Linked DNA regions of Mus musculus: all the other regions are linked to region 1. A link is a loop called in an ENCODE intact Hi-C map of the cell type or tissue named here. Cell type or tissue: left cerebral cortex. All regions are shown on one strand. Region 1 holds the start of Ak3 (adenylate kinase 3). Region 2 overlaps Gm35922 (a long non-coding RNA gene). Region 3 holds the start of Jak2 (Janus kinase 2). Region 4 holds the start of Cdc37l1 (cell division cycle 37-like 1).

The links. Hi-C counts contacts between places; a loop is a spot of excess contacts. Peaks named below come from ENCODE experiments on the same cell type or tissue, not always from the same donor. Only the 100,000 strongest peaks of a DNase experiment are listed, where the experiment ranks them.
Region 2: it touches region 1 in a loop (2.4-fold over the local background); 3 of 42 quality-filtered maps call a loop at or near these places.
Region 3: a loop joins it to region 1, with 9 times the contacts of the local background. A loop is called at or near these places in 6 of 42 quality-filtered maps.
Region 4: it touches region 1 in a loop (5-fold over the local background); 15 of 42 quality-filtered maps call a loop at or near these places.

The regions. Positions count from the first base shown.
Region 1 is chr19:29,044,732-29,052,731 of GRCm38, forward strand. Ak3 (adenylate kinase 3) reads right to left here and starts at 3,230. Exons shown (of 5, transcript NM_021299.2): 1 at 2,948-3,230. The coding sequence starts at 3,098. It overlaps 1700018L02Rik (RIKEN cDNA 1700018L02 gene), which reads left to right and starts at 2,752. Exons shown (of 1, transcript NR_028360.1): 1 at 2,752-3,998. In left cerebral cortex, CTCF peaks have their summits at 3,374 and 4,828; DNase peaks (open chromatin) are centred at 2,252, 2,378, 2,757 and 3,225; H3K4me3 peaks cover 2,808 bases; H3K27ac peaks cover 2,720 bases.
Region 2 is chr19:28,786,807-28,794,806 of GRCm38, forward strand. It overlaps Gm35922 (a long non-coding RNA gene), which reads left to right. Exons shown (of 4, transcript XR_877801.1): 4 at 1,292-1,379. Among named protein-coding and RNA genes, the nearest start is that of Gm35922, 31 kb to the left of the region's middle. In left cerebral cortex, a CTCF peak has its summit at 4,190 (motif pointing left); no DNase peak of the experiment used is centred here.
Region 3 is chr19:29,247,749-29,255,748 of GRCm38, forward strand. Jak2 (Janus kinase 2) reads left to right here and starts at 4,055. Exons shown (of 25, transcript NM_008413.4): 1 at 4,055-4,370; 2 at 4,689-4,771. In left cerebral cortex, CTCF peaks have their summits at 3,999 and 6,240 (motif pointing left); DNase peaks (open chromatin) are centred at 2,445, 3,674, 3,939, 4,361 and 6 more places; H3K4me3 peaks cover 4,966 bases; H3K27ac peaks cover 4,895 bases.
Region 4 is chr19:28,987,101-28,995,100 of GRCm38, forward strand. Cdc37l1 (cell division cycle 37-like 1) reads left to right here and starts at 3,267. Exons shown (of 7, transcript NM_025950.4): 1 at 3,267-3,569; 2 at 7,941-8,000. The coding sequence starts at 3,438. It also overlaps a transcript of Ak3 not described here. In left cerebral cortex, CTCF peaks have their summits at 3,332 and 5,254 (motif pointing right); DNase peaks (open chromatin) are centred at 1,596, 3,249, 3,643 and 3,948; H3K4me3 peaks cover 2,377 bases; H3K27ac peaks cover 3,512 bases.

The DNA of each region.
Region 1 (8,000 bases):
GATTCACAGAACTGTTTATTATAGCAAAGAACAGTTAAGAACATAAATCCCCAGCTAATAGGGATCCAAGGTACGGTGCTTGATTCGCATGCACAGAGCTTGAGATTCCGTTTCTGGCACTGGAAAAAAATGGATTAGTCGATATCGGGCAAAATATAAATGTCTTGTTCAGTCTTGGTGAAATTAAATCTGAGATGATATATAAGCATGCTCACAACTCATGAGGATACAAAGCACTAACAGAAAGGGGAAAGAGAACACCAAAGGGTTAATCCACGATCTCCAGGTGAGGCCAGTCTATGCAGGATGTCAGTTCTCCTGTATTCTTCCCTCTATCCCTCCTCCCTTCTCTCCTTCATTCGTTCGTTACTTTGTTCCTTTCTTCCTTCCTTACGATTTAGTATCAGAAAACATGAAGCACTTTTTCAGAATTTGTTTTCGGGTTTGTTTTGGTTTGCTTACGATTACATCTCATTTGCTTGATTCTGTGGGAAATATCTAATCCATTCACAAATATTTATTGAGGATATATTCTCAATATATAGAGAGAATATAGGCTATATTCTCAATATAAATTTGCAAAAGTCCTACACAGGACCGGCCAGACATCACTTAGTAAAGACTACTCTACCTGATAAACCATTAACATCTGTGGGAACAATCTCACGATGCCTCCCAAGCTTTGTGTTCTGCCCTTACTAAGGGATTGTTGTTATTTCTTTGAAGAACAAGTGACCCCGACATCCCAGGACCTGCAGGATTTCAAGTATCAACTAGCTGAGTGAGCATCCCAAGGGACCTGGCTGGGGCTTCCCTCTGAGATCTGTAACTTTTCCCAGCTGAACAAAGACCTAGCTGCCTGTGTGGACCTTGAACTCTGAACTGCAAAGACTTCTCTCACGAACTTTATTTAGTTCTCCTAGCAGAGCCAGAGCATCCGCAATTCCAACCCTGATGAAACTGAGTCAGGAGGATTACTCCAAATTCAAGACTAGCCAGAGCAACTGTCTGAGACCCTGTTAAAACAAAACAAAACAAAAAACCTACTTCCAATAATGAATCTTCAAAGTTTGTATTAAGAAAGTATTTGTCTTTCTGTGTCATAAAAATGAACTGAGCATTAAAACTGCCGAGTGGGTGGCTGAACAACTTTGTGTGTTCAGCTCCTTGGTCTCTGTAGTCTCTGTCCATGTTTCAGAGATGCAGTCCTGGGCACCCTGAGGCTTAACAGGGGTTAACGTGTAGCAAGAAACATTGTTTCTTCATTTTTCAGAAATGTATTTAAATACCCTTTCATTTACTCTTTTCAAATGTTCTGTGTTTTCCTACCCATGAGCATTCTTTGCCACCCACAGTCAGGCCAGCTCTGAGTCGGTATGCAGGTCACCCCTAAAGACTTCTACTGTACTTTGGATAGCAGCAAAGTCTTCAGGACTTGGGACTGTTTGCAGTAACTCGCATTGCAATCTGTTGCACTAAGAACATTTAGCAAGAGTCAAATAACCTTTCGATAAACTTTAATTAACTGCAGCCTTTATTATTTCTTAAGGTCGACATTAGAAGAAAACGAAAACATGCTTGAGGGGTGCAGAGGATCGAGCCAAAGAAACTGAAAACTGTGGGTTTTCACACACCCCCACCCCCACGCACACACTTGAATATCAGTGTCTTTTAAACAAACAAAAAACACCCTTTCCTAGAAACTAGCTATACACCCGCCAGGAGGGAGTGGAGAGGTAAATAAATCGCGGTAGATTCAGCAGACACAGGGTAAGCAGTGCAGTGCGGAACCGGACAACGTCTCCATATGGGATGGCAGGCTGAATGCAGTGTGCGAAAACACTGATGTGGAGTAAGTAGATGGTAACTTGATACACTGAGGTTGTAAGAAGGAGCTTTACACAAAGACATTTCCAGAAGGAGATAGACTGTTTCTCTCCGAGGTTCTGGGCTGAGGTAGGGACTAAGAGAAAACTTTGCTTTTTACTTTATACATTTCTGTCTTCCCTCCTCTCCCTGGCCTTTACTTTCTTTTTTTTAAAACCTTGAACAGGTATTATTTCTGTGTAAATAAGCTTCAAATGAATTTTCAAAATAGGCACTAGTTTGAAATTGAAGGTCAACACTATTGTGGAGAAACACATCTAGTGCAAGCTTTTAAAAAATAGTTTACAGCTGTTAGTTGGCTGGCGCCTGGAATCCCAGCACTCACTAGGGAGGCTGAGACAGGAGGATGTCAAACTTAAGTTAAAGTTATCCTTGAATACATCGAATGACACTGTCCCAAAAAATAAATTTAAAAATGCTTTTCTTAAAATAGAACTTACCACAAACCCACCCTTTGTAAAGTGTTGGCTAGATTTTTTGTGCTGAGTTAGAAGACTTTGGAAGGAGAAACACAGCAATCGTTTATGTAACTGTTACAAGGACAACTTTAGTGACTAAGAAATGTCTGGGGGCATCAAAATCTAAGCCAACTTTGTGACTGCAATGAAAATAAGTAATACTTGACCTTGCAGAGAGAAAGGTCAGAATTACAAGATCCCACGGAGCTTACCATGGGCGGGAGGGGGGGGTGTAGGGAAAAAAAAAAAAAAGAAGCTAGCCCTGGCAGAGCCAAAGCCTGCCTTCTGCATACAAGGACACGTGGAGAGACAGGCACAGCTCCCCCCGGCTGGACCCCCACCGCAGCTGCCAGCTGTGTCGAATGAGCTTCTAAAAACAAAGCCAAGGGCTTTCCTTCAGTCTTTGAACTTCCTAGTCCTTTCCTTCCCCCTCCCCCATCTACCCGAAGCTGCCCACGGAGGCCAGAGGATTCGGGGCGCAACGGCTCTTTCCCCAGGCGAGGTCGGGGAGCGCTGCACCCGCGTCGCAGGACCCTCGACCCCGGCCCGCAAAGCCCCGCCGGGACGATCGCACGCCGCCAGCCCTCGGTCTCAGCTCCCACCTGTGCCCTGCAGCATGTTCTGGCGGAGCAGGTCCCCGCTGGAGAGGTGCTTCAGCTCGAAGTGTTTGGTGATGCGTGACGACACGGTGCCCTTGCCGGAGCCCGGGGCCCCCATGATCACGGCGCGCAGCAGCCGCCCCGACGCCCCCATGGTGGCTGGCGGTGGTCCGAGCTGCGCAGACGCTGGTCTGTGGCCTGGCCTGCGCGCTCACAGGCTCCGCGGCCCTGGAGGGCTGGCAGCTGCAAGCGGGCGGTGGCCAGGACGCCCGGCTCTCCCGGAAGTGAGCGACGGCCACCGGGGCCGCCCCGCCGGCTGCTGCACCGCCCCTCCGCGCCCCTGCACCCCACTCCCTTGAGCTCCACCCGGCGCCTCTTGGCATCCCCAGACCCTCGTGCCCTGTGCTGCCTGGTCCCAGCCTGCAGGCTGCGCCCGTCTGCATTCTCCCCAGTGGACAACCTCTGAGCACCCCGTTCTACTTCTAGTCTCCCGCTGGCACCTCTGAGTGCCTGGATTTCATTTTTTTCCCCCCTCTGTGTTCACCTTTTTCACCCTTAGTCTTTTCTAAGAGCCAAGTTCTGTCCTGCTCAGACCCAACAGGAAGCAGCATGCCCCCGTGTTGTGTCCCCTCGGCCCCTCTGGTTCACCAGGTGTTCCCCACCTTTTCACACCAATCCTCCCTTGACCTTCTTCCCTCTGCCTTTTCACCCCATTTCCTTCTCCTCCAGGGGTGACCTGGAACCCTCCTCACAGAAGCTTTCATCAAGTGAAGTATGTGTCTCATCTCCCTGAATCCACTTTCAGAACCAAAAGTAGCTGTCACCGTTAACTTCCGCAGAGGTCAAACATACTAGCTCCTTCAGAAATGCATTCATTTCAGGAAGAGCTACCCAGTGCCTACTGTGTGCCACTGTACTTAGAGGCCTCCGAGAATGCTATGCTGAACAAACCCGAGTTTCTACTGCTGTCCGTTTGTTTTCTTGCTTGTTTGTCCAGGGGTGGAAGTAAGGCTTTTTGAAACAGTACTGTGAATAAAAACAATAACAAACCAGCAGGCAGCAGTGATAGACGTCTTTAAACCCCGCACCCAGGTAGAGGCAGGCAGATCTCAGGATTCCTGGCCAGCCTGATCTACAGAGCGAGTTCCAGGACAGCATGGGCTACACAGAGAAACCCTGTCTTGAAAAACCAAACAACAACTAACCAGAAGGTGTGGGAGGGAGCAGTGATGCCCTGGCGTGGGCTCTGAAAACTGAAGTACAGAGAGGGAGAGTGAGGTACGAACGGATGCAGAAGAGAAGCGATTGAGTCTTATTTTATCTGTAAAATGGACGCAGGAGATTGGTGTGGAGTAGAACGGTGTGTGGATTGCCTGTACAAGACCAACTACAAAGTGCTCCGTAAACGTTGCCCACTGTCCGCCTGATACGGTTTCCTTGTGCCGGGCACCGGGAAAACAGAAAAGTGTCTCTAAAGGAAACACCATGTGTGCCCCCTCAAAGGCTGCCAAATGACTGGTTCAGAACTACTTGCTGTTTCCAAGTAATTATTTCGGGGGTGATGGAGAGGGTAGCAAGGTAGGTTTGCTTGCTCAGAGAGAAGACGTGGTCTCCGTGGCAAGGTGAGGCAGACATCCCTGTACTTAAAAAAGCAAATGAGTGGCTCTCCCGTTGTTATTGCTGCACAAGAAGGAGTTAGTAAATAAGTAAATTACACAGTCCGTGCCTGTGTGTGGAATTAGGAGGAGAGCATGAGGGTACCCCGAGGTAAAGGAAGGAAGGGAGGGAGGAAGGCAAGAATGGAAAGGTCTGGGCAAGAGCAGGTTACGCAACACTAGAATCAGAAAACCTGGTGGTGGAGAAAAGCATTTCCAATCTCCGCAGTTGGGAACATTTGTGGTTTCAGCCTTGAAAATTTCGATTATGGGGGTGGGGTGTTCAAACAATTTTGGAGCAGCTAAGAATCCCGCTCCCAACACTACAACAAGCAAACACACAAACCCGAACAGAGAGATCCATTGCTTGTTCTCTTGGAGTTAGCGTTCGTTCTACTGGGGAGAGAAGACAGAAGCAAACATGAGTATGTAAGACTGAGGTGCTTAGAGACTTAGGGTGGGAGGCAGCAGGGTGTGTGGTCACTTTAACAGGCCCACGGGAGCTCAAAGCTGTTGATTGTAGAGGAGTAAGAGGCTGCCAAACTGGGACGTCTCTTGGCAACTGGGCCCAGGGCAGTCATTTCGACACACACAGGTATTTATTTGTGTGAGGTTTTGTTTTCCTGTTTAAGTTACACTATTGATAATAGTGGAACACAAAGTTAATTTGAATTTTAATCTCGCAAGGGTGCCTGAACTACCCATGGCCAAATGTTTATACAGGTCCATTTGTATTGAAGAAAGCTCAGAGGAGTGCCCTGTGTGTAGTAGGCAGTCAGTAAATGCCTGTTGAGGAGACACTAAGGAGTACTGTTTTGTCACATTAAACTCCAGAATATTTTAAGTCCTTAGAATGGACAGAGTGGATCAGGGATTATAGGTATGTGGCATAGGTTAAACTGTCTCCCTAAAAATGTGGGGGTGTGGCTGGCACTAGGTCTCAGTGTGTGACCTTATTTAGAGCTGTTCCAGGAATAGTTAGGGAGATCATGTTGGGGTGATCAGTCATCGTCTTTACCAGATGTGATATGAAGACACCAATAGTGTGTGGTAACAGGCCAGAGACTGGAGCTAAAAGGCTGCAAGCCAAGGAATGCCAAAGAGCAGTGACAACACCAGATGCCTAGAGAAAGACAAGGCACTGTTCTCTCTTAGAGACCTGATGAGAACTCCCGACCCTGCTCATTCCTTGCATTTGGCTCAAAGTTTCCCAAACTATAAGAGAAACCATCCCTTCCCTTTAAGCTCGACATTCCAGGCTGTTTGTTATGGCAAGGCCTGGGAAATGAATATACTGTTCCAGAAATCTGTGTGTGTGCGCATTGTCTCAGCATGAGCTAGGGAGTGAGAAGGAAGGCTACCTGGAGTCAGTGTCTGGGAAGCCCTGACTAGCACTGGCGTTGGGAAAAGACAAAAGAACCCGGAAGAGGAGGGCGTGTCTGGTACCTATTGCAGTAGAAGTGGCCCAAGCCTTTGTTGGCTTAGTACACACAGCGTGATTTAGCTTCTCACACTGGTTCCCCATGACTTACTCACTGGGCTGGATGGTTAGAACAGACTGGAAAAGTGGGTGTTTGTCCAACTGCTCTTCAGTCTCCTGATCTGCAGATCTATGGCGCCTGGGTTCCTGGAGGGGAGTGTGTTTTGTAAATCCTTCTTACATCTCTTCTTTCCTGACTTTTGTGACACCTCATTGGCCAAGCAAGTCCCATGACCTAGAGTGTGTGTGTGTGTGTGTGTGTGTGTAGACACTTCATAAGAAACCAGTAGTAAAATAATCTAGCTTAGAGATTCTTTATTAGTTACCAATTACAACTTAGCCAATTATCCCAAAACTTAGCAACTTAAAACAATAATAGCTATTATCCCATAGTTAGCATCCATCAGGAATGCAGACACAAGCACAGCTCAGCTAGGTGCCTGTGGCTCACCGTCTTAGAAAATGCTACCGCAAAGGTATTGGATGGAACTACTATCTTCTCCAACCTCAACCCAGAGAGGATTTACCTCCAAGCCCCCTGATGTTGCTGTTCGTCAGTCTCAGGTCCTTGGTGATTGATGGCCAAAGCGTGCTGTTTCAAACCTAAAACGGGAACTGCGGATGTAGCTCGGTGATAGAATCTTTATCTGGTGAGGACGAGGGCCTGGATTTGACTCCCAGCAGCACAACAGACAAGCACACAAACCTAAACAAAGGAGATGCATTGCTTGAGCTGACATTCCGCTGGGGAAAGAAGATAGACACAAACATAAAAATGCATAGAATGGCGGATGTTCAGAGGTGCCACAGAAAAAAATATAGGAGAGGAGAGGTGGGGTTAGGATAAAGCTGTTGCTGTTATGAAATGAGAATAGGAGGTATTGTCACACAGGTCAACATTTTGAGGCTGAGAACAAGCCATCCAGATAACCGGAGGAAGAATGTTCTGGAGAGAGAATGGAAAGATCCGAAGAAAAGGTGCTGAGGGGAGGAATGCCGAGAAAGCGGTCTGAAAGTCGAGGGTCTGGAGCAAACAGGGGAGGAGATAACCGGAGAGCATGGGAGGTCGAGATCATCCATGTCCCACAGGGTCTTATCAGCTGCTGTGGCCAAGTGGGATTGTCTAAAGATGGCAGCGGCTCACACCCAAGTTAGAGACTCCGTGATCTTCCCGAGTGCTGTTTCCGAGTTCTGTTCCCGTCACTTCCCCACTGAAGAAGCCAGTCTGTGTTGTGTTCCCTCAACCTCTGAACTGGGTAGGCTCTTGTGACTGTTCTAACGAGCTGAGTAAGGATAGGCCCTGAAGAATGAAGCAGCTCTGGTTTTCTGACTGTTGGCTGCAACACTCAATTTGGAAACCTGCAGTAGCTGCGTAAGACCATCTGACTACCCTGGGACACAGCAATGTAAGAAAGCCTAGCCCACGTGGAGCAGCCGCATAACGAGAGTAATACACAAGCCACCTCTAGTTAAAGCCACCCAGCTGAATGAACCCTTCCCAAACGACCCGAGATAAAAGGAAATGATCGAGATGGTTTTAAGTATTAATGTGAGCAAGAGTGCAGCCACACAGGTCGTGAGAACTGGGTAGCCAGATGTGACATTACCCACCTTTAATCCCAGCACCTGGGAAAACAGAGGCAGGCAGATCTCTGTGAGTTCGGGGCCAGCCAGGACTACATGGTGGGATCGTGCCAGACAAAATGTGCTCCTGAGACAATAATGGAATAATTGTTATGGGAGGAACCAACTATTTAATGTTTGATTTTGAGACTAACTCTACAGGAGGGGATTCATGCCTGCTTCTATAAATCTGGTCAAAAGCCCATGGCCGAGGAGGTTATAGGCCCTACTTAGGGGAAGCTACTGATGCTCATTTGGTAAATGGACATGCGATCAAACTGCCTTCTAAGTGCGCTTG
Region 2 (8,000 bases), 260 kb before region 1:
TTATAGGATATTTGAATCTATTTCCAGTTAGGGTGTGGCTCAGCCCTTATCACACACCTTTAATCTCTTTGGCTGAAATATAGACATGCACTCAGCACTCACATTTAATCCCAAACAATGAAGGTAGTTTGTAGAAGGAAGCACCCATGTTTGAAAGTGATGTCTACTTGAGAGACAGAAAAAGCAAAAAATTAGAGAAAGATTTGACAGAGTAGGATACGCCCAACTCTCACAAGAAGAGAGAGGAAAGGGAAGCTACTTAAGGGAAGAGATGGACAGTACAGGAAAAAGAGAGTACAGTCTAGGATACAGTAGAGTTCTTGGAGAACAATACAGTGGAGCTGAGAGGGAGGAGAATAGAGACACACAGAGAGGGAGAAGGGGAGGAGGAGGGAGAGAGGGAGGGGGAGAGGGAGGGGCGAGGAAGGGGGAGAGGGAGGGAGTTTTACTGGGAAAGTTTTACAGAGGCAGACTGAAGAAAGAACAACCTAGACACAGGTAAAGACAGAAGGAGAAGAGAATAAGGAGGAGCCAGAGGTTGGAGGGGGTTGGTATAGTTTGTGGCCAAGAGGAGCAATTCAGAAGCTGAAAGAAAAGCCAGATTGAATAAGTTCGCTTGCAGAGGAGTTTGAGCCACAACAGCTGAGCTGATCTAGCCAGGAGGAGCTCAGAAATAACAAGAAAGGGTGAGCTTTTTCAACAGTGAGTCTCGGAGGTTAAAAACATGATAGGCCTAGATTAGATTGTATGGAGGCTAGAATCTTCCAGGACTATTGCCTAGGTTAGCAGACAGACACAGTAAGCCTCCCAGACAACAACTATAACAGGAGAATAAAAGATACTTTTACAGAGAGAAATCTCAGCTAGCTATACTTATGACATAGGATTAATATTTAGAATACATTTTTTTTAAATCAAGAAATAACCAAGTTGAAAAATAGACTATAGAGTTGAATAGAGAATTCTCAAAAGGAGAAATATGAATGGCTATGTTTTTTAAGTTTTTTTTCTTAATACCATTAGCCATCAGGGATTTGCAAATTAAACTGTTTTGTGGTTCTATCTCATCCTGGTCAGAATTATGATCATCAAGAGATCAAATGAGAACAAGTGTTGGTGAAGATGTGGGGAAAGGAGAATCCCTACCCAGTGGTCATGAAGCCAGGCTCCTTCTTGAGGTTTGGTAGGCAGTTAACAGTTGCTGAAGGAGGCACAGGCATTTGCTTCAGTGGTTGGACATTGCTACAGTGTCTAGGTATTTGCAAATGGTTTCTCACCCTTTCTTCTGCAGGCAACTGAAACTAAACTCACTGGAAAATAAAATCCAAAAAGACATGAAAAGGGAAGAGCTGGGCAGAAGGAAGTCACCAGGAGTGGGAAAGGGGATGAAGGAGGGTAATGAAGAATAAATACGATCAAAACACATTGTATTCTTGTATGAGAAGGTTCTGATGTAGCCTGTTAGTTTTATATAAATGTGCTAATAAAAACTTTATAAAATAAAATGAGAAAGAATTTTAATAACTTTTTATTGTTTCAGTTGCCATAAACATATTTAATGGTATTATTATGTTACATAATATCCATAACATGACTATGAGATTACACATAGGAGCAAATAGAAAAGTTGAGTTTAATGAGTCAATGAACATTAAAAACTCTAAATGTAGTTTTGTCTTTTTGAGGCCAATTCAGGTTTAATCTTAAGACATTTTATCCTATATATATCAAGTTAAATATTAAAATATCTAATATCATAGAAATAAAATAAATATATTATTTATTAGTAATGGGTTATTGTTTAATAGCAATTTTTATGGCCTAATAACCAATTGAGCCCATTTCAATACCAACCTTATATATAAATAAATATATTTCAAGGGGCTGGAGAGTTGGCTCAGCGGTTAAGAGCACTGACTGCTCTTCTGAAGGTCCTGAGTTCAAATCCCAGCAACCAAATGGTGGCTTACAACCATCTGTAATGAAATCTGACGTCCTCTTCTGGTGTATCTGAGGACAGCTACAGTGTACTTGGATATAATAAATAAATAAATCCTTTAATATATATATATTTCAATACCAACTTTATATATATTTATGTATACATATAATTTTTTCATTCTAAATATATATATATAAATATATATTTTATATGGAAAAAAATTTAAGAGGCCATTAAAATTTTTCTCTACATGTAGTACTAGTCCTTTAATTTTTTAATCTCTTAAATTTAAGTTTACATAGCACAAAAACAGTATAGAAAATTTCTAAGCATTTAAATAGACATATTTAATTTTTAGTCACCCTTTAAATCTAGTCTTTGTTTTCCCTGTGCATGGTACAGAATAACTTCAACATCTCACCTAGATCCTGACTGGTAGTGCTTACGGGCTTGGTATTGCCTGCAATCCCATCATAAAAAAGGAAACTTAATGTAAATCTCTTTGTAAAGCATTTGCATTCATAATTTATACGTATCCCAGTCTCCATAGAAATATCATATGAAATCTCACATCATATTTCTGGGAAATAAATACACAGCACTGATCTAATCAATGCACTTAGAGTTATTTTGATTTGTTTCTAGAATTATATATTAAGATATTTATATATATCATCAAAATTTTGCTTGATAGCTTCCATACATCAAGAAAATTTTGCAAAGCAATCATATTTGGATTTTTATGCATTTCTTTCAAAATGCATTTAAAATACTGCATTTTGATTAACAAAAAGCATTTTGTGCCCTCCCATTTTTATTACCCTCAACGACTTAAGGAAGAATGAATAAAATTTAATTTATTTCCACTATCTATGAGAAAAAAATCTTTATTAAAATCTACGTAATGAATGCAAAACATTGTAACTTAACAAGACTTCCATCTTATGATTCATCATGTGCATTATGTAAGCAAGCGATAGAATGCTTTCTGTAAAGTGGGTGGATATTTAGTGACGCTTTAAAATACTTGCTTAGAAGAACAGATATTTCTTAATGTTGCATTTAAAGTACATTCATGTTTTGGTTAATATTCATAATAGATCTAAATATTCCATTTTATAGATGTGGTAAAAATTCCTAATAGATTTAAATATTCCATTTTCTAGATGATCAAGAAATTAAGAGCTTAGGTTTATAAGGAAGGCAGGAGAGATTTACCAGGTCTTTGACCAGATAGTTAAATTCTATACATTCTAACTATATTTATGACAAAGTAAAACAAGTCACCATCAGCAGGTCTCTTTGGTGTAAGTCCCTCCCTCCCTCCCTCCCTCCCTCCCTCCCTCCCTCCCTCCCTCCCTCCCCACCCCTCTTTTTCTTTGCTCTTGAAACCAGACTGGACTCTGCCTGCCACCTGTCACCTAAACAGAAATCAGAGATTGAACCTTTCTAAAAGCTGCTCTTTATTCAGAAAGCCACAAACTGGGAAGTCAGAGAAAAGTCTGCTTTAGGGGACAGGAGAGATGGATGGGGACACTTTAATATTCTTTCTTATAAAGACCCTGCTGCCCATAGTTTAGGAAGGAACCTGCTGGCACTTGCTGCTATTTTAGCCTCACACATTGCTAAGGGTTTGTTACTCTTTAACTCCAGCCCACATGCCCTGCAAAGGAGACAAGGTTAATCCCTGTAGTACTCCAAGAAGTGTCTGAGCCAAACTTTCATGGAATGAGGAGAGAGTGCAATGGATGAGTAGAAAGATGCAGGTCTCGTGGGTCTCCTAAAGGTGACTAAAGCAGGAGGGAAAGATGATAAGCCATTGGAAGCTGTGGGAAAGGAGACAAATTCCTCAGCCCGTGATTTGATTAGAACAGTTGTTCTCATCCTTCCTAATGTAGCAACTTTTAAATACAGTTCCTCATCTTGTGGTGACCAACAGTCATAAGATCCTTTTTGTTGTTACTTCTGAACTGTAATTTTGCTACTGTTGCGAATCCTAATGTATATCTCTGTGTTTTCTGATGGTCTCAGGCGACCCTGTGAAAGGGTCGTTCCACCCCAAGGTTGAGAACAACTGGGTTAGAGCCTCTTACCTGCAAGGAAGTGGGAACCCCAGCCCAGGGAAGCAGTTGGTGTCAACTGCTTCAGGCCTTTCCCTTCGGGCCTGAAAAGTTGTGGCTTTCAGAAAACCCTTGTGCAACTCCAGTGGCCCCCTGGTGGTCCGTTATCAGATTCTATTCCATCCGAGGCATCTGGGAGCCATCCCGCAATCTCACTTATCAAGACAGATAAATCAGGGAAACAGAGGAGCGTTTCTTACTTTTTAGGTTTAACATCTGGCTCATTGGTCTAAGGCTATGATTCTCTGTGAAAGCCACCCAGTCAGTCAGTCAGTCCACCGGGAGCCCTTGTTCACACTTGAGCATGCCTTATCTTTCCCAAGCCTCGTTTCTGCTTAACGTTCACACTCAAAATCATCTTTAAAATATCTTAATGGCTGGGTGTGGCGGCACACACCTTTAATCTCGGGCCTCGGGAGGGAGAGGCAGGCAGATATCTGAGTTCAAGGTCAACCTGGTCTACAGAGCGAGTTCCAGGATAGCCAGGGCTACACAGAGTAGCTTGTTTTGAAAACCGAATAAACTGTAACTCTTTCTCAGAGAAGCCCATACTCGTGCTCTTGAGTGGCCTTTTGTTCCTTCCTATATTCCTTTTTACTTAATGAGATCCTGACTCTATTTTATTCTGGCTGGTCCTAAATTCAGTTCTTGGCTGAAGCCATAAATTTGGGATTCCCTGAGTTGAGTCCCTAAAAGATTAGGGAAACTCTTTGGGCTTCATGGAGAGTGGCAGTACAGAGCTGAACTTCTACCCCTGTCAAAGTGGACTCGATCAGTGACCCACAGGGCAAGGATAAGTAAGCTCCACGCTGATTGGCTGTCCTTGGCCCCACTTCTCTCTTTGTAAGCTACTGGTTAGAGATGAGAAGGAAGATGGGCTTTTAGCATGGCATCTACTATAGGGTTGATGGTGCCCCCTGTAAAGCAATTTAAAGATTAAATTCCTGTCTCTGTTCATTGCCATCTCTGACAGTCAGCAGTGGTAACCTCAGGTGTTCTACTTATACGGTGAACTGCTGTTTTTGTTTGTTTTTGCTTTTGTTATCTTTTGTTTTAACAGAGTCTGGCTGTGCAGCCCTGGCTGGCTTGTAACTTGTAGACCAGACTGGCCTGGAATTCCGACTCACAAAGATCCACCTGTCTCTGTCTCCTGAGTGCTGACATTAAACTGATGAAGCATGTGCCATCCGGACTGGCCACTATTCTTTGCGCAATACATGGTGATTAACAGAAAAAACTCACAACTGGCCAGAGTGTGAACAGTGTCTTTGGAATACTCAGCTACAACTGTGACTATCACACATTACTTCCACCAAAGGATCAGGGACCATGGTGGGAACGGGAGACACCGGGGTCAGTGACAACCAGAGCCAAGAGTGTCTTCTGGACATGACAGGAAGGTTACCCTCCAGAAACCCCAGGAGTATGGGGATGCCTGTGTAAGACCTGAACAAGCTCAAGCTAAAACAGGAAGAAAATCTGAGAAACCACTGGAGATGCAAGGAATTAAATCAGACCAACATTCAATGCAATGTATGATAGACATGTGAAACGGGGAACCAAAATAAACCTTGCCCCTCTCAAGTCACACCCATCAGGTACTCTGTCTCAGCAACAAGAAAAAGAGCTAATAAGGCTGCTGACTCTGAGGACCTGGACTCCTTCTGGGGGAGTACATAAGTGAAGGATGCTTGAGATGAGGCATAACAGCATGTCTTTTTTTTCTAGATGACTTCAATGTAATTAAGAAAAAAAAATATTCTTCTTCTAGAGCCTTGTGTTGGTTGGTTAGTTAGTTAGTTAGTTAGTTAGTTAGTTAGTTTTTAAACTTTATACCAGTTAGGGTCATCTGGAAAGAGAGAACTTCACTAGAGAAAATAACTCCATACAACTCCATACGAGTTGCCTGTAGGTACACTTGTAGGGCACTTTTGAGTAATGGTTGATGTGGGAAGGCCCAGCCCATGGTGGGTGGAGCCACCCCCCAACCCCCCCAACCCTGGACAGAGCAAGCTATGGAGAGCAAGCACGTAGGCAACATACCACTGTGGTCTCTGCATCAGCTCTGGACTCCAGGCTCTTAACTTGAGTTCTTGCCCTGGTTTCCCTCAGTGATGGACTGTAAGAAGCTATAAACTGCAGTAAACTCTTTCCTCCTTGCACTGCTTTTGGTCAACAGAAAACAAAGTAAGACAAGACCTGTTCTCCAGGACTAACGGAGCCACTTGTGGCTGTTCTCAGTCTTTATTTTATCAGGAAAGTTAGTGGTGGGCTTTGGGGCATATGCTTCTAATAGACAAGGATTCTTTATGATTGCAGTTCTTAAAGAACAAGCAAGTGAGAACTATGTTCAGGCTTTGGTTTAGTGGGTCCTGAGGGCCTGTAAGTGGGAGGAATGCAGACTCATTCAGATGAACTGCCTTTTAGATCCAATCCACAGCCTTCTGCAGGGTCACATATATATCACCCCAGAGTTTCTCAGAAAAATCTGCCTGTGCATTCACCCATTCACTTTTCCTACATTTGATTGTTTTACTGGGCATGGACTTGTGCAAGCATGCTTCTAATTCCTCTCACTGCAAACAAGAATGCTTACAACCTCACTGAGCTGTCCTTGTATTGCAGCAATAGCCAAACACTGCCAAATATAGCCACGTCTAACTATGGTGACCATCTCTATACTTGGAGACCACAACAGCCCACGTATAATTAGTTACTTACTCAGTCTGGTCTGGGAGAGCACCCTGAATATGATCCCTGCACTAAATATCTAGAAGATGACTAATTGCTGATTTAAAAATTCAGAACCACAACAGAATGCCTGTATACAATGTATACAATGTACAATTGTATACAATGTTTCCTAATTGCTCATTAGAGTAGATAGAGTTGGCAGCTCTTGCCTATATACAATATACTAAAGGTTGATGGTAAGGGCTTTATGTAGGCTATGTTCATGAGTTACAAATTATTCTCATGAAGGTAAATGTTAGCAATTCCATTTTTAAACCCCAACCACATCTTTTCCTTTGAAAGACAGTTTTACAAGTAGAATGTAAATCCGTTTATTGACTTGTCATTATTTATGTGACCCCTGAAACACATGATCTGCATGCTTAGCCTGATTGCTTTTTAGACACATTGATATGATTTTTTTATTCCCCAAAATCACTTCCTGCAGGGCTTCAGGGTGAACACGTGACCTTTCAAGAGTTGTCAATCTAGTTAACCTTTGACATCTCCAATATGCAGGTGGTGTCTGCCACCCAAGCTCAGTCAAAGGAAAGGGTAGTCCAGCTTCATTAGGACTTGTGTCCTTGAAGGTAACATTTTCCCTTCCCAAAAGGGCTGGGCCCACTTTAACTGGCTCTGGGAAAGACCTAAGTGAAGGGTATACTATGAGAGATTGTTGCTCATTTCCAGCAGGGACTTGACACAACTCTGGCTGAATGTCAGTCCAGGTTGACACAGAAGAAGCTCAGAGTAATAGAACTGATGTTGTAAAGAATTTACAAATAGGTTTGGAGGAATTAAATCATATGGCATAGAATTTAGCCCTGCCTCCAAAGGACCACAAATATGAGAACTCTTCTAAAGCCTGTTAGAGGTAAGCAAGAGCTAGGATGCCTGCGAATGTTTGTCCACCGGGAGTGACCAGTCAGTAGGCCCAGGCCTCTGTCGGGCAGCTCCAGGGGACAGCCAGGATCATAGCTACCATGAAGTACTGGCCTGCTCTTAAGTGTCCTGTGTTCTTATCAAAAAAGCATAGTTCTGCCATGCGGGCAAGATGACCCTGGGTAACAGCTATTCAGAAAGAATAACACTGGTGTGCTTAAGGAATAATTCTGGCAATATCTTTGCAGTCCCTTGTCTCTGTTTAAATTTTTTTAAAAGTGTGACCAGGGGAGGGAACCTAAAGGAGATTTAAAGATGGCAGT
Region 3 (8,000 bases), 200 kb after region 1:
GGCAAGAACTTCCCAAAAAGGTCTCCAAAAATACAGAAAACAATCCCAAGAATTGACAAAGGGGATTACAGAAAATTAAAGGGTTTCCTTCCCAATAAAAGAAACATTTGCTAAACTGAGGAGGTAGCGTTTACAATGGGAAAAAAAAACTTAGCTAATGTATACTAGACAAGGAGCTTACATCTAGAATATATGAAGGACTGCAGAAATTAAATATCAAAAGAAATTGTTCAAGCTGGGCAGTGGTGGTGCAACCCTTTAATCCCAGCACCCAGGAGGCAAAAGCAGGGAAATCTCTATGAGTCTGAGGCCAGCCTGGTCTACAGAGTGAGTTTCAGAATGACCAGAGCAGCACAGAAAAGCCCTGTTTCAAAAAACCAGACCAAACCAAACTAAACCAACCAACCAACCAAAAACCCAAAAAAACAAAACAAAACAAAACAAAACCAGCAGCAACAAAAATCATTCACTCAAACAGTTGGCTAATAACCTGAGTAGACAACTTTCAAGAGAACAATTGCCTAGTTAATATTTGAAAAAAATGTTGAACATCCTTAACCATGAGGGAAATGCAACTTAAAATTGCTTTTGGATCCCATCTCTCCCCAGTCAGAATGACTGTCATCAGGACAACAAACAGGAACAAATACTGGTGAGGGTGCGGGGTAGGATACACTCCTACACACTGCTAATGGGACCGTAAACTCAAGAAGCCACTACAGAAATAAGTGTGAAGGCCGTGTAAGTCAGCTACACCGTTACACAACACAACTCACACACATACACACACACACACACACACACACACATGCACACCAGAAACACTTGCACATCCATATTTACTGCTGCACTGTCATTCATAATAGCTAGGGAGTAGAAACAACTGGGTGTCCATCAACAGGGAGGTGGATATTGGAAAAGTGGTGTATACACACACATGAAGCTGTGACATTTGCAGGAAAATGGGTGGAACTGAAAGTCATCCTGCGACAGAAAGTACACTGGACTCTAGAAGACAAATGCCTTTGAGTCCTCTTATCTAAGGAGCCTCCTCTCTCTCTCTCTCTCTCTCTCTCTCTCTCTCTCTGTGTGTGTGTGTGTGTGTGAAGTAGAATGTGCACAAGGGGGGAAGAACTGTTCTTGATTGCGAGGAAGGGGAAAGAAAGGGTAATAGAATATACTGACATGAGAACAGAAGGAGGTGCTATTTAAGAGGGGGAAAAGGACCAAGTAGAGGAGGGTGAGGGGGATGAGAGAGGACAGTGGGAGAAGACAATGAGTCAGAAGAAAGTGATCACACACACACACACACACACACACACGTTATAATGAAATCAATTACTTTGGATGCTATTTAAAATGAATGAGATTACAGTAAAAATGCCAGTCCCTACATCTGTCTCCTTTACAACTCAGCTTTTATCAAGGGTGGCTAAGACAGTTTCTTGGGGTGCAATTGTGACAAATGACTCAGGATTACTGACGAGATAGAGCGTGTTTTATACTTCCCAGCTTGATGGCATCTGCAAATTGCCCCTTCCATGGCTGTAACAGACATTTAATAGCTGTGCTTAAGGGCTTTAAAATACTTCCTATCCAATCTTCAAAATGTCTCTTTAAGTATGATGATGCTATTATACTCAATCCTCGTATTCTGATGAGAAGGATATATTTTTCATTACATGGATAAACAGGAAGCTTAGGAAATTGAAGTGACTGTCTTGGTAAAAGCCTTGATTGAAACCTGGGCCACCTAGCTTCTACTGCATAACTTCTTTTTTAGGACTGTCTACTTTATGTGTATAGTGTTTTGCCTGGACATATGTGTAATACATGTATGCTCAGTATCCAAGGTCAGAAGGAGGCCTGGGATTCAGTTCCAGGAGACTGAGATCCTAAATTACAGATGGTTGTGAGATACCACGTGGGTGCTGGGAACACTTGGCCATGAATTTTCCAACCTAGGCTTGCTTTGTTTATTTGAAACCAAGTCTTGCTATGTAGCCCAAGCTGGCCTGGAACTCAGAACCTTCTTGCCCCAGCCTCCTGAGTGTGGTATCACTTATGGCTGGCTTTATAGCACAACAGCCTAAGAACTATACAAAGATATAGAACACAAGGGCTGATCTCACACAGCGATACAGTCTTGTTACTGTTTGCCTATGGAAGGCAGCTCTGCTACCACAGAGAAAGGACAGAATCTTGCCTCCTGTCTCTACACCCAGTGCCACAGCAGACAACTAGCTATTGACTTTTATTTTTCCAGTCTGGCCATGCTAAACGTCCTAAATCTAAATGTCTTATCTTCCACCCCATACTTGTTTGTGCAGAGTTTCTGAAGGTCATAAAAGATTTTGTCCGATTCCTCAGAACTCTCCCTTATCTTTATTAGAGAATGCAGGAACTCTGTGAAAAGATTAACAGGTGGAACAAATCTCTAGCTTATGCCTCTACTAGGAATCGCATCTAGTGCTGGAAAGCATTCTACTACAGAGTGAAGAGAGATCAACATTCAAGACTATCATTGGCTCACTCTTACCTCACCGAGAATGATTTTCACTGTAAATGAGAATGAACAAGTTACTCAGTTTTCCTGTGTGGGTTGACAAAGGACTTAAATCCTATAAGCTTACTGTTAATCATCTATTTTTTTCTTGCCCACCTTATCTTTAGCTTTGGTGACATTTACTTAAAAGAAACCATGCATTGTGTAGTGGCCCACACCTTTGATCTCGGCATTCCCCAGGCAGGTAGGAGGATTTCTGTGAGTTCCAGGCTCACAGACTCAAAAATAAAGGAAAAAACAAAAAAAACAATAGATGTAAGATCTGAATAACAGCATCCGTCACGTATATAAGGGGACGTGGGTGTTGTGAATGCTTCATTTCGGTTGACAAACCTGGGGCTAAGAGAAAAAATAAGAAGCCCTATACAGAATGACCCCAGTTATTTCTTTGTCTTCTTATTTAGCCCCTTTCCTTTTACTGTCTTCCATTGAGGGTTCTTTCTTGGTCCTTAAAACACATTCCCTTTTCAGAATCCTTTTCATTGTTAGCTTCTTTCTTGAAACCAGATAGTTCCAGGACTGGATCGTTCTCATCCTTCACATTTCTGCTCAAATGCCACTCTAAGAGGTCTTTTCTGGTCATCTCAAAATAACATCTCCACTCACCTTTGTGTGTGTGTGTGTACCCGTTACTGGCAATCACACACAAAGAGCAGTGCAGATTTAAAGCCTCTTTTCTGGCTTCTATGAGAATAGCACATGCAGAATGGGTGCTGCCTTCGTCTCCTCTCCTGGGAGCCCTTGCCTAGCAGGGAACAAATTCTTGAATGAATGAACGTGGCTCTTTGGGACCCTATACGTCGTTTCTTCTTCCAAGCGGTCCCTTCGCAGAAGTGGTGGTTAACTGAAGTCAGGTACTTGGGTCTCAGCGCCCGGTCCACGGTGCCACGTCCCCTGGGCCGAGCGCTTAGGGCAGGGAGCCGCCTGTGGAAACGAAAGCAGGAAGGGGAAAGTCTCCGCGGAGGCAGCGGCCGCCAATCCTATCAGCTCGGACGCAGCGGGGCCTTCCCGGCCGGGCTGACTCATTCCCAGCCGTCTCCTCCGCGAGCCGAGGCCGCAAGCACGCTGCGCCAACCCGCACCCGCCCCGCTCCTCCTCCTCCTCGCGCGCTCTCGCCCGGGGGCTGCCCCGGGAATCTCCACGCGCGCCTCCGCTTCCCCGGAGCCCGCGGCCGCCTCCCCCGTCCCGGCCCAGCCCCGCAGAGCGGCCCCGCGGGCGGCGCAGGCGCAGTGGGGCGTGCCGGCCTCCGCCCCCCCGCCAACCCCCGCCGGCTTGCCCACGCCCCGCTCCGCCGCTCGGGGCCGCTTTCCCGAAGCTGCACCGCGCCGGAGCCCGCCGAGCAGGGCAGCTGAGCCGGCGTCGCGGGGCCGAGCGGAGGCGGCGTGCGGCCCCTGGAGGGCGGAGACGGGCTCGGCGCGCGGTGGGCGTGGCGTGGGCTGCAGGAAGCTGAGGCAGAGCAGAAAGGGGGCAGCAGCGGCCACCGCCGGCCTCCCGCCGCGCTGACAGGCTGGGCGGGCCCCCGCTCTGGGCGAGCTCGCGCGGCGTCGGCGCCTCGGCCGCGGCCCCGGCTCCGGAGGCGCCCGTCCGTCCCGGCGAGGGCTGCAGGCGGCTGCCGGGTCCGCCGCTGCGGGATGTGAGTGCGGGCCAAGCCCGCGCGGGAGGGCCCCCGAGGGCCCAGCCTGGCGGCCGCTCGACCCTGCGCCCGGCCCGGGGGCTCCCTAGACCTCGGCCCGCCCGACGCGTCTCGGAGGAGCGGATCCTGCGCGCCTCGGGGCGCTCCTGTGTGGCCCGACCCGTGTCGCCGGTGGGTGCAGTCCCTGGCTGCTGGATGGGGGCGGGGGGCAGCGGTTCTCCCTGCGATCCCGCCTCCTGCTTTCCCCTTAGCCCCCTGCTACTGGCAGGGAACTTCAAAGCTAGAAAACCTGCGGGTTTCCGACAGCCTAGGAAGGAGTGGCTAGCTGTTGATAAATGCATGCATCCCCTTGTGCCTTAGAACCCGACCCCCCCTCTTTCTTATTCTTCTGTACATTTTTCTAGTCATCTAAACAGCGCAGAAAAAAAAAAAGAGAGCATCTATTGGCCCTGGGTTTTTGAGTTAGTGACTTGCTGCTTCTGTTTTTAGGTTCCTGAAGCAGGCGACGGGAACAAGATGTGAACTGTTTTCCCTCCCCAGAAGAAGAGGCCCTTTTTTTCCCTCCCGCGAAGGTGGGTGTTAGCGCTCGGGGCTGCCTGGGTGCTGCAGTTAAAGACAAGGGTGTCTGAGATCTGCGAGCCAGTGCCTGCTAAGAAGGCTGGATGCTTGTGTACAACGGCAGGACTAATTGTTGCTTACTGCGAAAATGGCAGTGTTGAACTTTTCCTGTTGCTGTGGGAGAGTAATTGGGTGGTATTTATTGTGTCTCTTGGATCCTTAAAGAAGCGGTCTTTGTTGGTTTTACAGTGTGGTCTTGCAGAGGAAAACAATAAGTCGTCTCTTTCTCCCCCTTTCTCCCCAGTCTTAATTTTCAAGGAATTGAAATAACCTGTTGAGGGAACAAATTGGTTGTTTTTGCTGGGTTTCTGCTGCCACATTGAATGCTTCCTGTATTCACCTGCTTGCTTTGTTGGTTGATTGCTTTCCGGTGGTTACTAGTCTATCAGGGGAAACTCCTTTTCCCTGAATGAAAGGACCGAGCCGCTGAGTGTGTCACAGAGAGGAGGAGAAATGCGGAGAAGGGAAACAGAAGTGGGAATAAAGAAGCCGGAGGTTGCTTTTGGTTTCATAATAGGTTTGTATGAGTGAGTTGTTGGCTTACTGCAAATATTCTCATATAGTTCCCAGCGGATTTGAAAATGAATCATCAATTTCTGGTCCTCTTTCTCTATATCCTTTACCTGTTTACTGTTTACGGTTCCAGCTATTAAGATCATTTGGTTGTATGTGAGCTGGCTTGAGTGTGGGACGTCTGCAGACTGGATGTGCCCAGGACTTATCCTGAGAGTACTGAGCGGTGCTACAGGCATGAGCATTTACCTGTACAGGAGAGCTGCAGTGTGTGGAGGCTAGATAAGCACTTATGTTTATTTTGGCTTTTGTGGAGTATTGTGGAACTTGCTCTGTAGACCAGGCTAGCCTCCAACTCAGAGATTTCCCCTGCCTCTGCCTTCCAAATGCTGGGATTAAAACCACCACCCACCGGGCTTCATTTGTTTCTTTTAGTGTCTTTTCCTTTGTAATTTGAAGGTGTCTTGAGTAAGGTGTCTTGAGTGTGAAAAGTAAACATATTTTTTTTTCTCTACTTTACCCAGATAGGCTATTCTTGAAAGATGGGATCCCTTTCTGGCAAAATAGAGAAGACCATTGGCTTTGGAGTTAGATCTGAGCGTGCAGTCTTAAGTTAGGATAATGGTGTTCTTCCCATTTAACAGCAGTGTTAACTTAAAATTTACTTTCTCAGAACCTTGTGTGGGGGTCGATTGGATGCATGCAGAGCAGTAAATGGTTTGGTCGCTTCTGAACGTCTTAGCTTCTCAGAGCTGGGCAGGCAAAGGAGGTTCCTAGCTGGCCCGTGCGTAGCTGGTCAGTCCCTGGTGCGGCTTCCATAGAGCATAGAGAAACTGCATGCTAGTGTATCTACAGCCTCTGTATGGAAGGGTTTGATGCCTAAGCCCCGTGGTGCTGCCCCCTGGTGGTTAAGATGCGCAAAGACTTGTCCTTTGCTCCTCCCCCATTACACTGTTTTTCCTTTTTAGGCTCCCTCGCTTAGTTCTTAGTTTCCCAAACTGTGTCAGGTGTTAGAGCACCAGGGAAGGCTGGCTCTCACCACTTAACCTGAGGTAGTTTCAGAGGTAGGAAGTTCCATCCGTTCCTATGGGGGTGTGTGTCTTTGTAAAGCTGTATCTTCAGAGTTTACTGTATGAAAAGCTGCTATTTAGTGTATGACAGTGTGGAACAAGAAATGACAATGTGGCAGTGCTTAGGATGATACCAAGGGGCTGAGGAATTGTCAGAATCAGAGCAGCACCAGACCCCCCAAGAGTATTAATGCTAAGTTGTTTGACCCAACAAGGAGTATTTCCTTGGTTTAAAAATAATAAATAAATTGCTAACTTTCAGGATTCCTCAAGTGGAGATAGTCTGGGAACATTTTCATTTGGTTGCAGCTGGCTTTTCTGATAACAGTTTTCAATGCAAAGCCTTAGTTCATAATGGCATAATGTCCTGCTTCTAATAATGCCTGTATGACGTCTGCTAGGTTCTTCTAAGAATGCCTGCATGCTGTCTGTGAGGTTCATTCACATTGTAATTACTCCTCTTGTGTACCTGCCTCTCTGGACACTTCATAGTTTTTATTTTCTTCTGCACAGGGCTCTTACCACTACATTTTTTGATAATCTTTTTGTCCCAAATGAAAACTGATATTTTATACTACTGCTGTAATTTGGATCTTGAATGTCCCTGAAAGGCTTTTGTGCCAGAGCTTTTGTTGTCTGAGATACTAAGATGCCAACTTCTCTTCTGCTTCCCTGCTGCCATGGCAACCAGGCCTTTCTTATTTTAATAATACTTTGCTGGCTAGAAAGACAGTGTTGAGCCCTCTACATTTCCCCACCATTTCATAGAGCAGGAATAGTTTATCTGAGTTGTAAAGGCCCCTAGACAAGACACTGCTTCAATGTCCGTGCTCAATCGCTCTGTTTGTATTTCCTGGGTCGCCATAGGAGAGACTTGACAGCATTACTTAAGAGCCTCCTTTCCCACTGTTCAATCGCATTTTTCCTCACTCCAGGCTAAGTCCTTTCTGACAGTTGCCCCAAAGCCTTATTAGGCCTTTACTTGACTTCCTCAAGGAAGACTTTGGGTGGGTTCGCATCTCTTTCCAGCTACTACAGAACGGTCCCTTTATCCAGTGGGTCTTAGAATTACATACAGGATTTACTGAAATATATATTGTTGCATTCTGTCTCCAGAGTTTGTGTTTCAGTAAGTCCGGAGTGGAACCTGTACATTTGCATTTCTTACTTGTTTTCCAAGGACCACCACACTGTGAAAATCACTGATTTAAATTGGTTGGCAAAGATTTTTTTTTTTCTGTTAAAGAACATAGTTTTTAAGCGGTGTTGGCAAGATTGTCTCTTTTGCTAGTCTATAGTGGAACCTTTGTAGCACAGAAGTAGTCATAGGCAGTGCATAAGTAAATGGCACGCTGTGTTTCAATGAAGGCTTATTTATGAGAACAGCCAACTGGCTGAGTTTGGCACATGAACTAGAATACGAAAGTTCCCAGTTCTCACATGATTCCACCATCTCTGTGAGTTACTGATGCACCTTTTATTTCGAGCAAACCTTATTAAAAGAGCCATGTTTGTCCTTTAAAAAAAATCTTTCTTAAAATTTATTTTCTTGAGCAAGCCACACATTTAATGTTTTATTACTCAAAAGTATTTTTGTATA
Region 4 (8,000 bases), 58 kb before region 1:
GGGTCTCAAGTCTTCACTGATCTTCACTTTCTGGAAAGAGGCACAGCTAAGAACTTCTAGCATTCCTGCTGGTTTCTCCTTCTGGTTTCTCCTGCTGAAGCTGGAGCCTTGCTATTTCTGTTAAGCAGTGCTACCACTGCTGATTCTTATTTGCTATCCCAACTCTAGCAAACCGGACTGCTGGTGTATCCGTAAAATGTTTGCAAGCAGATCGAGCTGCCACTGCTAACCTGTGAACTGAACTGCCGATTTCCAGACAACACAGTCTGGAGTTGCTCCAAAGAACCTTTCTAAGCAGGTCCACTTCCCCCATATCCTTTCTTTTCCACTACCTCTGGAGGGTGGTGGGCTTTACATAGGAAGTGAAAGCATTGGAGAACCATCATTGAAAATAGGATTTGAAAAAATTAAGTTTTCAGCCAGGCACCACTCAAAGCACTTTGTGGTTTCAAATAAAGAGGGGGAAATAAACTGTTTTCATTTTCTCTGACCTCTTACACTTTCCCCTTGACATTTAATGCCTGACCGCAACAAGGGTTGCGTGAAAAGCTTTTCAACTTTTATTTCTGATTATAAAGTTATACACTTGTAGGAAAGTCTTCTACCAACTGTAATATTCCTCCTTTTACATTTACTTAATAATTTATATCCATAAAGACACAGAAGGTGGGAGCTGTGGTAAAAATCTGCTAACTCATCAATGTAACTTTACTTTCTTAACAAAAATCTCTATTTGCAAGCCTGATCTTACAACTCACCTGCTAGCTCTTTAGAAATCTCTTTCTATCGGTGTCATTTTACTGAGCTCATCTTCCTGTCTCTTGAGCTCCTCCAAATGCAAGAGGGCTCCTTAGCTCTCTTTCCTAGAATACTGTTTTACCTGCATCCTCTCCGTTGCTTCTCTGTGGTTTCCAAGTCCAAAAAGAGAATCCCTATCTCTTACCCAGAGCTTCTTTCAGCAAGGCTCTTCCAAGCCATGAGAGAGAGCTCTCAAAGGTCCAATTGCTATAAAAGAAGTCTCTAGCTCCTCCCCTATAACTTGGCAGGCTGAACCATGTCACCATCATGGTGGGGGCTCCAAGCCAAGTGAGTAGGGGCTGAACCACTCCACCTTTATGATGGGGCAGCTCAAGGTCACCCAGCCCACTTCACCTCAGGTCATAGAGCAGATTGGGTCACAGAGCAAAGACCACTAGACCTCTCCCAAGCAACTTGCCTTACAGTAGGCAAAAACTTTTTATTCCTTAGCATGCTTATCTATTGAGACTTCTAGCGGCACATCAAACTGTATCTAATTAGGACACACCCATCAGCATCTGATAAACAGTATCTATAACAATATGGGTGTTCTATAAACAATGATCAAATATCCTGTAACAATCAGCACAATACGGGAAGGCTAAATAGAAATTAAGACCTTTAGAATTTTCCATTCCTGGCCTTAGCCACCAAAGTGATTATTACACTTCTTCTATCTCTTCCAAGATTTTTGTGAAAGTATCTTTTATTCTCCTGAATAATTGTCATCTCTGAGGCTTACTGCCATCTGTTAACCCAAACCTAGTCCTGGAAGCTTCTAGCCTCCACACAATCTAATCTAAGATGAGAATGTTTTCAGCCTCTGAGACTTGCTGCTGAGAAAGCTCACTCTTTCTAGTTCTTTCTGAGCAGTGGCTGGCTGGTTCAGGTCAGTTGTTCTGGCTCAAACACTTCTTCAAGCTAACTGACTCAATTTGACTTCTCTTTCAACCTCTGACTCTTTTGCTCTGCTGGGCCTCTAACTCTGGCAATATGCTCTAATTTTCTAGCTTGCTCTTTCTCTGCCCTGCTCCTTAAAACAAACAAACAAAAACAAAGCAAAACAAAACAAATAAACCATAACTTCTCACTTTACATAATCTAATTCTGTAATTTGGTTTCTTTAACCCAGTGAGTGCCCCTTCTGTGTAGCCCAGGTTGGTGGTGAACTTGAGAATCCTCATGTCTCAGCCTTTCCCAGGATTACAGACTTGTTCATTTCAGAGATATTTCCACATCAGCACGCTGAGATCTACTCTTCCATTGCTTCTACTTACTTATTTTTAGCTTTCTTTTACCACCCCAAAACTGTCTTTGTATTAGATTCCGCTGTAAAAATACTGTTGGGTATTTTCCTGATCATGAAAGAGCTGAACTGAAGCACATAGGCTTTTCATGTCATCCCTCTTCCTTAAATGTTACACAGCATGCTTAACAGCATTTTTCTCATCTATCGCTCGACCATTAGGATTAACGAGCCTTTAGCGTTTGCCAGTCAGGGCTAAGGCAGATGACTCAGTAGGTAAAAATGGTAGCTGAGCAAGCATGAGGACGGTAGTTCAAATACCCAACAAACCTGCACCTCTAATCCTAGCTCTAAATGGGCTGAGACAGAAGGCTTGGTGTCAGTTCTCTGAGCTCAGCGAGAAGAAACCTTGTCTCAAGGGAATGCTGTGAAAAATAACAGAGCAGGAGAACTGATGTGGTCCTCTGGCCTACCCTTGTGAACCTCACGCCCCCACACACCCCTACCTACAGTTTGCCAATCAATCAAAGCTTGAAAGACTGATAGTCTGTCGTCTTATCTGATTGCGAATAGACAACAAGCTAAATTGTTAAACGTGCGGGTTGTGAAGTTAGACTTTCCTAGTTCCTAGGTGTCTGTTTCCCTCTCCCTGGTCCTAGAAACTAAAATCAGGGCCTTGCCTGTGTTAGTTAAATGAGCACTCTACTGCCAGGGTACATTCCCAATCTTTGAGTTTTTCGCTTAAAATGTGTTCTCGGGCTATGGTGGGTCATTTTGTCTCAAAAAGAAAAGGGACAGTGAGTACTCGGATCTTCACGATTCTAAAAAGACACGAGGAACGGAAAGCCCTCTGATACGTCTACTACTTGTCTCAATTCTTTACAAATGTGCTTGCCCCAGTATTTTATTTTTAGTGTCCTCCTCCGCTGTAGCAGGGTTTGGAGAACAGTCTTGTCGCGGGTAATTTGAAGTTAAAGGAAAGTTGGCTGTGCTTTCTAAATCGGTCCCCCTCGACTCCGACTTAGATTGCTCTACACGAAGGAGCTTTTGAAATAGAAGAGGGACAAGTCAGAACACCCTTTGAACGCCCGGATCCGAACCTGCAGAAACCCTAGTTAGCTTTCCCGGACTTAAACTCCAGACTTTGCTTCTTCGTCCAGACGTGGCCACGCCCGGTCACGCCCCCGGAAATGACGTCCCGGCCGGCTACTTCTTCTTCCGCAGTCCGCCGGCGGCACAGTCCAGGCCTGCTCCGGGGGTGCATCGGCTTCGCCAGGGGCAGAGGGATTCTGGGTAACGACCGTGGCCGGCCGGGCGGCTGGCTCCGCCCAGCAGGTTCCACTCACGCCAGGGCCGTTGGCGCTGGCGGTTGCCGGGCCCGGACCAGTGGGACATGGAGCAGCCGTGGCCGCCACCGGGCCCCTGGAGCTTCCCGAGGACTGGCGGGGAAACCGAGGAGGAGAGTGACTTAGACGTGTCCCCCTCTTCGTCCCACTACTCTCCGGTACCGGACGGCGGCGCCCAGGTGAGAGCGGCCTGCGTTCTGCCGGGGGCGGGGGATGGGAAATGTCTGCGGGCATCGCGGGGGAGCCTGATGCCAAGCCACAGCTCTGGCAGCATCTTCCGCGAGAAAAGGAGGCGATCACGCGCGCATTCCCGACCTCCACGTCCACGCACACTTGTCCCTGCACCGGGGCTGGTTGCCCCTCACCTTTGCGAGAGGTTCCTCCTCCCCCTCTCTGCTGCTGTCTGCGTGGAGCTTTGGGGGCCGCTCAAGTGTATAACATTGACCCTTTGTCCTCTGGTGCGTGCTTTCATCCGAGCCTTTATTACGAGCTCCAGCTACTTTGTGCACAGTTGATAGGAACAGAGAGTGATTGTACTTCTAAAATAGTACACCGAGTCCTGACATAAACATCTCACGTGCTCTTTGCCGCGCTGACATCTCAGCAAATTCTGTAAGCCTTGCCTTTGACGCTGGCACACACCTCCGTTTCTATCATTGGTCCTTTACTGTATTCATAGTTTGATTCCGCGTCAGCCTCCGGTGAAAACATACAGCCACCGAATTGGCTTTCAGGCTTCTTCCCGAAGTTTCTGATACTACATGTGTTTTTCAACCCAGCTTTCTTGCCTCGGAAACTGTCAAGTGTTATATGCCAGTTATGGCTTTTATAGGGGTGCTGTGCTATGCTGCGAACATCACCTTCTCCCGACTTTTCACCTGGGTGTGTTTTGAACCAGATTTCAAAAGCATAGACTGAACACTAATCTTTTCAATGAAATTGATTGTAGGTGTCTGATTTCCAGGCGTTTTTGCAAAAATGTGGTCCAATATTATAATAGCTTTTCTTAAAGATGACTGGTTTAAATTGTCTGCCCGCAAGTCAGTCAGCTGAGTTGATTGGGCTCACCCACAGTATGCTGTTTCATAACCACAGACTATGGTCAGCCAACTAGTCATAGGGAAAGTAAGGCAAAATGAGAATTGATGGGTCAGTAGTCACCTAGTTACGGATCACTAGTATCATCTGTGTATACTTAGTATTGCAGAGGGAGAAAACGAAAAGTTGCTGGTGTCAATTTGGACAGGCAAGGGGAAACTGCCTCAATTTCAGTGCACTGTGGTTGACTCGAAGAAGTAATCCAAGAAACCCAACATTTTAAAACGATTTTACCTGTGCATTTGTTTAGGTGATGGGGTTTAAGAAGGCTTCTATTGCCTTCACTAAAGGAGATCTCCCAGGGTCATTTAGTTAGACAGTGCAGGGTCCCCACTAGAACTCATGACTCCCAGTCCGGTGTTCTTTTCAGGACGCTTCTGCACTGCCTATCCAGAGAAATACTATAGCATTTTATTTGGATGAGAAGGCTTTTAAATGGTGATAAAATTTACACAGTCATTACTTCTAAGAACATATAATTATTACAAGCCTACTTGTATGTTTTGCTAGCTTTAGGACTTAAATTGGGGGGGACATTAGAATATTTAAAAAAAAATAAAATGTTTAATCAATCAACAGGATTTTAAAAATTCATCTTAAATTACTGGCTTAATTTTTACCAAATATGAGAGACAGAGAGCTATCTCAATATAACATGATGTGTGAAAAGGCAAGCCAGAATTTGAGGACTTCAAAAAAGATGGTTGTATTTTTTTAAAGATTTATTTTATTTATATGAGTACACTGTAGCTGTCTTCAGACAGACCAGTAGAGGGCTTCAGATCTCATTACAGATGGTTGTGAGCCACCATGTGGTTGCTGGGAATTCAACTCAGGACCTCTGGAAGAGCAGTCAGTGTTCTTAACTGCTGAGCCATCTCTCCAGCCCGCTTGTATCTTTTTTTAAATTAAATTTTCATACAATATATTTGCATCTTGTTTTCCACTCTCCCAACTCCTCCCAGATCCTCCCCAAATCTCCTCATCTCACATTATGTTCTCCCTCTCTTAAAACAAACTACCCAAATGAAATCAAAATAAACAAGCAAAAGACTAGTAAGACTAAATAAATACAATTTTAGAATAATTAAAAAGGCTAAAATGGAGCAAAAAGTCCACAAAAACACCACAGAGTTCATTCTGTGTTGGCTAGCTACTGCTCAGCATGGCACTGCCCGCCCTGGAATGGGGGCGATGGAACTCAGTGATTTCCCCTTTCTAGCAGGTACCAACTGCACACTGCTTCTTGGTTAGGAGTGGGCCTGTGCCCACTTAGCCCTCTCAGTGCTGGGATCCAGTGTGGCTGCTGTTTGAGAGCTTTTGATGTGAAGCTGCTCCAGTAGACTTGAACCATCATAGTTTCTTTGCGGAGTTTTTGTTTACTAAAATTATGGCCTTTTAAACTTTTATATGATCACAGAATAAAATAAGACTTGATATGGGCTCAGAATGCAGCTCTGTGGAGAATGCGTGCCTAACATGGGTTCACGTCCCTGGGTTGCTTCTTTTTCTTAAAGACCCAATAGTATACTTAGTCATCTCTGTCCATGTTGGACTGTATGACCAAATGGTATGATAGTCTATGGGGAATAATTTAAATATACATAATTTTGGTAGTTGGCTTGATTTGAGAAATATTTGCTTTTGTATAATTAGGGCAAGATCCTGCACCCCACTTCTAATAATTGCCTTTATTGGTATAACTTTGTTTTTTACAAATTGTTTTACAGCTTCATTTTTCTCCTTTTACTGGCTTTCTCCCCATTTCCCCCACCCCCCTTGACATAAAAGTTTCTCTGTGTAGCCCAGCTATCCACTCTGTAGATGAAGCTGACCTTGAACTGACAGAGATCTGCCTGCCTCTGCATCCCAAGTGCCGGAATTAAAGGTGTGCAACAGCATTGATAATTTTTCTTTTAATTTAATTATTTTATGTATATGAGAATTTTGCTTGTGTGCATGTGTGTGCATCCCATGCATTCCTGACACCTGCCAAGGTCAAAAGAGGTCGTTGGATGTCCTGGAGTTGCAGACAATTGTGAGTCACCATATAGGTGCTGGAGATGGAGCCCAGGTCCTCCTCAGGAGTAACAAATGAGCTCAACCACTGAGCCAGCTCTCCAACATCTTCATTTTCTAGTGTATCAAGAAGTAAAAATAAATGTTTTACTTGTCGTTTAGAGACATGGCAGTATATGGGCTTGAAACCCAAATAACTACTAAATAAGGAAACAGGAGAGCAATGTCCACAGACAGCCAGTAGAAATCTCAAATGTGCTAGAAAACTCAGGTTTACTCCCTGTGCCAGAACAGTTTGTTACTAAATTCTAACTCCTTACAAAGCTTGGAATCAGGGAAAATAAGTATATATTAATGTTAAAAACAGCAGTATAGCAATGTGTATACCTTGGGTTTGGAGAGAGTGGATAAGAACAGGCTTGGGATCGGGCAGGGATCGGATAGAGGACAGAGTGTTATCAGTGAAAAGGGATAATCGGGTTCTGAGGGTGGGAAGAATAAGCCAGTAAGTAAAACTGACGGGAACTAAAGGGTCTGTGCTTTATAATAATAGACTCTCGGAAAAAGCATGACTGCCCCCTCTTTTTGAAGCATCATTCTAGTAGTGAATGGCTAATGAAGACCAAAAGGTATGATTATATTTATACAGTTGAGATGTAAATGAATAAAGGCTCTAATAATGATACAGTTCTGGCAACAGATTAAGAACAGTGATTCTTAGTAAGTAGTATGAAGTACATTTAACCAAGAAATCCTTAAAAAATGCCCTCCACTTTTGTTGTTGAGACAAGGAATATAAGGAACTAAACTCCCATTGCATTTACATGAGCAGTTACAGAAGTATTGAAAGTGATTTCTCCTGAGTAGAGCAGAGTCACCAGTTGGCACTTTTCGATTTCACTGTCACTGTTTCCATTAGGATTGAGGTAAGGTGTGCCTGTGTGACATAATCATTTAAGTAGCATTTTTTATTAAGAACTCTCTCATCGTCACAGATTGTGATGACACAAAGAAACTAGGAGCCATTAAATGGGTTCTTTGAAGTGAAGACTGGTCACTGCAAGATCTACAGGTCAGAGCTCTGGTTTTCAGGATGAGGAGCCATGACTGATGCACTGGACGTGGCTTTGCTTTCCTCCTCCTGGGGAAGGAAGGATTCTGGAGCCCACACAGCTGATGTTTGTTGTTGTCCGTCATCTCTGTGCGAATCACTGGCAATTGCCAGCCTTTGTAGTGTTAGTTGTCAAGGAGAGGCATCGATGAACAAAGAAGCTCAGAGTTGAATTGATGGATGTAAACTGCAATTGTAGACAAAGAATACAGCTATGCCTTGTACCAAAACGTCCTACAGAGACCCTTTGATGGAAAACAGTGAGCTGTGTCATTGCTGCTGCCTTCATTCCTTACTAATACAGTTGTTACTTCTTATTTAGATGTATAGCCACGGGATTGAGCTGGCTTGCCAAAAGCAGAAAGAATTTGTGAAGAGCTCT